Linked DNA regions of Homo sapiens: region 1 is linked to region 2. A link is a contact called in ENCODE Hi-C or POLR2A ChIA-PET data. All regions are on one chromosome and are shown on one strand. Each heading gives the region's core, a stretch centred on a gene start or an enhancer-like site at or near the end of the contact. The rest is flanking DNA. Distances are from core to core; before and after follow the strand shown. Region 1 has its middle 27 kb from the start of LITAF. Region 2 overlaps LOC400499 (putative uncharacterized protein LOC400499).

Region 1 (2,700 bases), core at 1-2,500, 120 kb after region 2:
GAACGGCTGTCTGACCTCGTGTGGGTCACCTGCGGTTAGAGCAAACTGCACTGCATGCGGCCAGCGGGCGGCCAGGGCCGGCCCAGCTCAGGACGCTCACGTGCACAGAGAACCTGGATGGAAAGTTAACAAGGCCCAGGCAGGAGCCCTCGCAGAGACAGCAGACCTTCCCACCCCACTCCCAGCCCAGAACTGGCCACCCACTTCCCCACCCCATTCTCCCCTGACATCTCTGTTTGTCCACGTCCTTGAGAAGGGCGGAGGGACGAGGACAGACTGAAAAGAGATGTTTGGAGGATGAGTCCGCCCTCTTGGGGAATGATTTCACTGTGGAACCAAGCTTGGTTACACCAGAAGCTCTTGGGCACCATCTCAGGGACTCCCATGGCTCCTGAAGACTTGTGGGAACCCTGTGTCCCCCTAGAATCTTGACCTCCCAACCCTGCAAAAGCTGTCATCTTGGGGCACAGCCGATGGCCTGGGTGCCTCTTGATGGGCAAGGCCAGCCATTCAGGTGCTTCACTCTAGGTTTTTCTTTGGATTTTTTTTTATTTGTTTTTTGGGGTTTGTTTTAGATGGAGTTTCGCTCTGTTGCCCAGGCTGGAGTGCAGTGGTACAATGTCGACTCACTGTAACCTCCATCTCCTGGGTTCAAGCGATTCTCCTGCCTCATCCTCCCGAGTAGCTGGGACTACAGGCACCTACCACCACGCCTGGCTAGTTTTTGTATTTTTAGTAGAGATGGGGTTTCACCATGTTGACCAGGCTGGTCTCGAACGCCTGACCTCAAGATCACTCTAGTTTTTGTTTCCACTTCTGGATCCCCATGGGATGGAGAGAGACGGGACACTCGCATTGACAGAGAGACCAGACCTCCTGGGTCACCTGGGGGAATAAGCAATGCAGCCAGCTGCCAGGTCCCAGGGCTGCCTTCTCCTGACCATCTGGGCAATTCAGACACAGCTGGGTCTGAGGTGCCAGAGTGTGTTGTTCCGCCTGTTTAGACCTGCCCCACCTCGAAGACATCGGTGATTCACAATCTTCCCTAGAACGGACAACTCCTGGAGGGTGGGGCCCCTGCTGATTCAAACTGGGCTCCTATGAAAGCTCCCAGAGGGTGAGGGCAGTCAGGGAAGGCTTCCAGGAGGAAGTGGCTCTTGTTGAAGGCTAAGCCAGAGTTAGGTGGGAGAGGAGCAGGAAAGGTGTCCTTACAGGGAGCACAGCCGGACGGAGGGTGTGGCGTGTGCCGGCTAGGCAGTTCACACTGGTGGAACCGAGGGCACAGAGGTGGCTGGGGCAAAGCCCAGACAGAAAGGACATCTCAGAAATGAGGATCTGTACTCCGAGAGCCGGCCTCACCCTGCCACATGTTGTCAGATGACCGGGCGGGCCACTTCTCTCGCTGAATGTTTATTTCCTTATCTCTAAAACGGAACTGACAGTTGAGATCAACGCCTGTGTTCTGTGGGGTCCCTCTGCTTCCTGGCAGGTCCTGAGATTTGGACACTTGCACATGACTCATTCATTCCCAGCAACACCAGTCAACAGTGGAGCCGTTGTGCCCATTGTACAGACGGGGCAGCTGAGGCTTGTGCAGGCTCAGAAGGATGTCCTAGTCTCTCTCACTCTCCTTTCTCCCTCCTACGGATGCTGTGACAAATGACCACAAACTAGGTGGCTTAAAACAACAGAAACTGATTGTCACAGTTCTGGAGGCTAGAAGTCTGAAATCAAGATGTCAGCGGGCTGGTCCTTCTGGAGGCCTTCTCCTTCTCCTTCTCCTTCTTCTTTCCTCTTCTTTCTTTTTCTTTTCTTTTTTTTTTTTTTTTCTTGAGACAGAGTCTCACTCTGTCACCCAGGCTGGAGTGCAGTGGCACAATCTTGGCTCACTGCAACCTCCACCTCCCAGGTTCAAGCAATTTTCCTGCCTCAGCCTCCCAAGTAGCTGGGATTATAGGCACACACCACCAGGCCCGGCTAATTTTTGTATTTTTAGTAGAGATGGGGTTTCACCATGTTGGCCAGGCTGGTCTCGAACTCCTGACCTCAAGTGACCTGCCTGCCTTGGCCTCCCAAAGTGCTGGGATTACAGGCATGAGCCACTGTGCCCAGGCTTTTTCTGGTTTTTTTTTAAGATGGGGTCTTACTCTGTCACCCAGACTGGAATGCAATGGCACAACTTCAGCTCACTGCAACCTCCACCTCCAGGGCTCGAGATCCTCCCATCTTGGCCTTCCAGAGTGCTGGAATCACAAGTATGAATCAGTGTGCCCGGACTGTTTTCACCTTTCAGCTGTTACAAATATCTTCTTACTTCCTCTGATATGCCTACTAGAAAATTTAAACTTGCCCAGTGGCATGCATTACCCTGCAGCTGGACCAGCTCTGTTCTAGACGGCAGGCAGTTCTAACGGCAGGGAGTCAGTTCAGTGATTGTCATGACAGCGAATGCATGGCTTCCAGGACCCTGTGGCCCGCTGTCAGATGGGGCCGGGTCTGAGTGCCTCACTCACAGCTGCTTCTCCAGCACCCAGCCCAGCAGCTGGCACGGGGTGGATGACCAGTCGGTACACACTGGGAGAATGAATGAATGAACAAAGGAAGGAAGGAGAGACCAAGCTGGGGCTCTAGGAGAAAACGAGGCAGGAAAGTCCCAGGGGACAGTGGCTGAGGAAAGAACAGAGATCCCAGGAAGAAAAG
Region 2 (3,290 bases), core at 1-2,500:
GGTAAGGGACGTGCCTCAGGTAGCCCACAGCTATAGATAGAACTGAGACTTAACCCAGGAGAGGCTGGCTCCCAGGCCAGGCATGATACCAACACTCACGGCTTCTCAAAATGCAAATTCTGGGCTCACTCTAAAATCCAGCCCTGGGGCCCTGGCTGTGAACAGGGGCCTCTGTGCTAGACCCACGTCACTCCAGAACAGGGACTGCTTGGCAGCTGTGGAGAAATAAAATCTCTGCCTAGCTCTGTCCTTTTTTTTTTTTTCTCGAGATGGAGTCTTGCTCTTGTCACCCAGGCTGGAGTCCAGTGGCACAATCTCAGCTCACTGCAACCTCTGCCTCCTGAGATCAAGTGATTCTCCTGCCTCATCTTCCTGAGTAGCTGGGATTACAGATGTCTGCCACCACGCCTGGCTAATTTTTGTATTTTTAGTAGAGATGGGGTTTCACCATATTGGCCAGGCTGGTCTCGAACTCCTGACCTCAGGTGATCTGCCCACCTCAGCCTCCCAAAGTGCTGGGATTACAGGAGTGAGCCACCACGCCCGAGCTGCCCAGCTCTGTTCTTTCTCTGGATTCGTGACTCTTCACCAGATCTGTGTTACTACGCTAGGGTGTGAGCACACTGTGTGAAGGTGTGAACATAAGCATCTGTGTGTGTGCATATTGGTGTGTGCTGTAGAATCCTAGTGCTTGTGGGTGTGTACGTTCCCACTTGGGTGTGCAGGTGTCTCAGCGCACTCGAGTACCCTAGTATGCGTGTATTTCCTGGTGGATGCCTGTGCACACGTGTCCCCATGTGGGCATCTCGTGTGTCCCATTGGATGTGTGCATGTGCCCATGCGTCCAGGTGCGTGTGTGTGTACTGTGTGTCCCTTGTGTGCCCACGCACAGCCCAGTGTGTCTTGGTGTGCCTATGCATGTGTCCAGGTGTGGGTGGCTGTCTCCACACGTCCCACTGGGTGAGTGTCCTACTGTGTGTATGTGCATGTCCTGCCATGTCTTCACATGTGCATACACTGGGGTGTATATCTGCATCTCCAGGTACGTGAGTCTTGGCGTGTATGCCTCAATGTGTGTGTGTGTGTGTGTGTGTGTGTGTGTGTGTGTGTGTGTGTCTTGACAGGTCTATGGTGTGGGTGTGTGTCCGTGCATTTCCCCATGTGGGTGTCCTGGGAAAGCCTGCCTCAGTGTGAGCCTGCAACAGTGTGTGTAGGTCTGTGTGTGTACACGTGATCCAGCATGTGTGTGCATATCCCTGTGTGTTTGTGTGTCCCTGTGCCTTGGTGTGAGCCTGTGTCAGTGTACGTGCAGGTCTGTGCATGTACACATGATCCAGTGTGCGTGTGCACGTCCCAGTGCAATGGGTGCCTGCTTCAGTGTGTGTGGGTTGTGTCCCATGTGTGTACACGTGCGCTCAGGATGCATGCGTGTGGGTCTTGGCGTGTGCATCTCACTGCATATTTTCTTTGTGAAAGGACAGGGGTGTGTGGAGCCTGGAAAAAGCACATTCAATGTTTCCCTATATTTGAGCAAAGAAAACAAAGCTGTCTGTTTTCTTAATACAGAGCAGGGCAAGCGGGCTTGGCTGGGAGGGCAGGGGTTATAAAAAGACTAAGAAGCTCTCCGGCACATGGGAGGGGCCGCCTGCTGGAGGTTCCCGCCTCTGACTGCTTTGCCCAAGAAAGGCGGCGGGGGCACAGACAGGGCAGGCTCGGGCCTGTCCCAGACCAAAGCTGGAGCCAGAAGCCTGGTCACAGCCTGCAGGGCTGTGGGGCAGGCTGGTGCCACTTGGCTGGCAGAGAGCCCAGATCTGTGAGCCACTTCCGGTGGCCCTGCCAGGACAACTGGGCCAGCATGAGGCCTGGGTGCTGAGCAGTCCACACAGTAATGACCCAGTTGGTTCTGTGTATGGCTGCCCGGGGGATGAACCCAGAAGGGCCAGCCTTCCCTGTTTTCACAAAAACCAGAAACCACATCGCAAAGAGAAGAACAAACAATTTTGAAAGGGAAATAAATTTAAAAAAAAAATGGGAGGAGAAGAAAACAATCTTAATGCAAAAATCTCTAACGAAGGCTTACTTACACTTCAGTTAGAAGTCTGTTTAAAATACTCACTTTTTCATTTTTAAAGATGGAAAAATAAAATTACCCTCAAACCTGTGACCCTTATTAAGCTGATTTCACTTTTCCAACATGATTCTAAAGCTCAGTCATCATGCTCAAACCAACCCTCCCTGAAAAGCTAAGAAAACAGAACTGGGAGAAGACAAGCCAGGAAGCACTGGGACCTGGGGGAGATCAAACACCAGCTACAAAGCATCAAGAAGCCACACTTCACCAACATGAAGAACTTTTGTTCATTGAAAGACACCATTAAGAAGGCCGGGCGCAGTGACTCATGCCTGTAATCCCAGCACTTTGGGAGGCCGAAGCAGGCAAATCACATGAGCTCAGGAGTTCGAGATAAGCCTGGCCAACATGGTGAAATCCCATTTCTACTAAAAATACAAAAAAATTAGCCGGGCCTGGTGGTGTGCATCATAATCCCAGCTACTCAGGAGGCTGAGGCACGAGAATCACTTGAACCCGGGAGGTGGAGGTTGCAGTGAGCCGAGATTGCGCCACTGCACTCCAGCCTGGGCAACAGAGCGAGACTCCGTCTCAAAAAATAATAATGATTAAATAATTAAATAAATAAATAAAATTAATCCGAAATTAAAAGTTCATTAAAATACTCTCTCCCTGCTTGCCCCTCACTCCCCACTTCCCACCCCCCTCCTCTCCCCAGGCTTCACGAACCCGGTGCATTCCCAGAACCTGCCAGGGCTCATGCAGGGCCTTGCTGACTCGATGACAGAACAAGAAAATACAGCCCAGAGAGGCATGAGCTCTGGCCTGCACATGGAACATCACATGTGAGGCAGGTAGAGGAAGCTTCTGGGCTCCACAAGCCGATCGATGCCACCTGCTTGGCTCAGTGCTGTGTCCCAGACTAATGGCAACAGCCACTTCCCTCCGCACACACCATACAATTCACCTGGTCTGCAAGGTCATTCTACAAAATAGTCCCATTGTCCAGACGGGGAAAATTGAGGCCTGGGAAAGTAAAGTACCTTGCCCAAGGTCCTGCTGGTGAGGAATGGGGCTGGGATCTGAAATGAGGAAGTCCAGATGGGTTTGTGCTCTTAGTTACTGCACATGAATCGAACATATGTACAAATAAACGAGTGAAAGGAGGAAGGGGGGGAGGGGGGAAGGGAGGAAGAGGGGAGGGGGAAGGGAGAAAGGG

The links. A loop is a pair of places that touch in the nucleus more often than their neighbours do. ChIA-PET counts read pairs that join two places held with the same protein, here RNA polymerase II (POLR2A). Pooled maps may share reads with other maps.
Region 1: a loop to region 2 is called in a pooled map, with 5 times the contacts of the local background. The contact joins two enhancer-like sites. A Hi-C loop is called at or near these places in 1 of 50 pooled maps. POLR2A ChIA-PET finds 5 or more read pairs at or near these places in 6 of 52 experiments (GM12878, H1, MCF 10A and 3 more).

What each region holds. Positions count from the first base shown.
Region 1 is chr16:11,612,486-11,615,185 of GRCh38, forward strand. It overlaps a transcript of LITAF not described here. Among named protein-coding and RNA genes, the nearest start is that of LITAF, 27 kb to the left of the region's middle. RefSeq lists enhancers at 1,291-1,340, 1,308-1,602, 1,501-1,710, 1,846-2,453, 2,454-2,700 and a silencer at 2,525-2,698. Within about 2 kb of position 1,251, at least 21 of the 41 ENCODE cell types and tissues checked have a DNase peak (open chromatin) inside an H3K27ac peak, as active enhancers do.
Region 2 is chr16:11,495,818-11,499,107 of GRCh38, forward strand. The region is part of intron 10 of LOC400499 (putative uncharacterized protein LOC400499); the gene reads right to left. Among named protein-coding and RNA genes, the nearest start is that of LITAF, 89 kb to the right of the region's middle. RefSeq lists enhancers at 1,529-1,578, 1,556-1,850, 2,342-2,890. Within about 2 kb of position 1,251, at least 33 of the 41 ENCODE cell types and tissues checked have a DNase peak (open chromatin) inside an H3K27ac peak, as active enhancers do.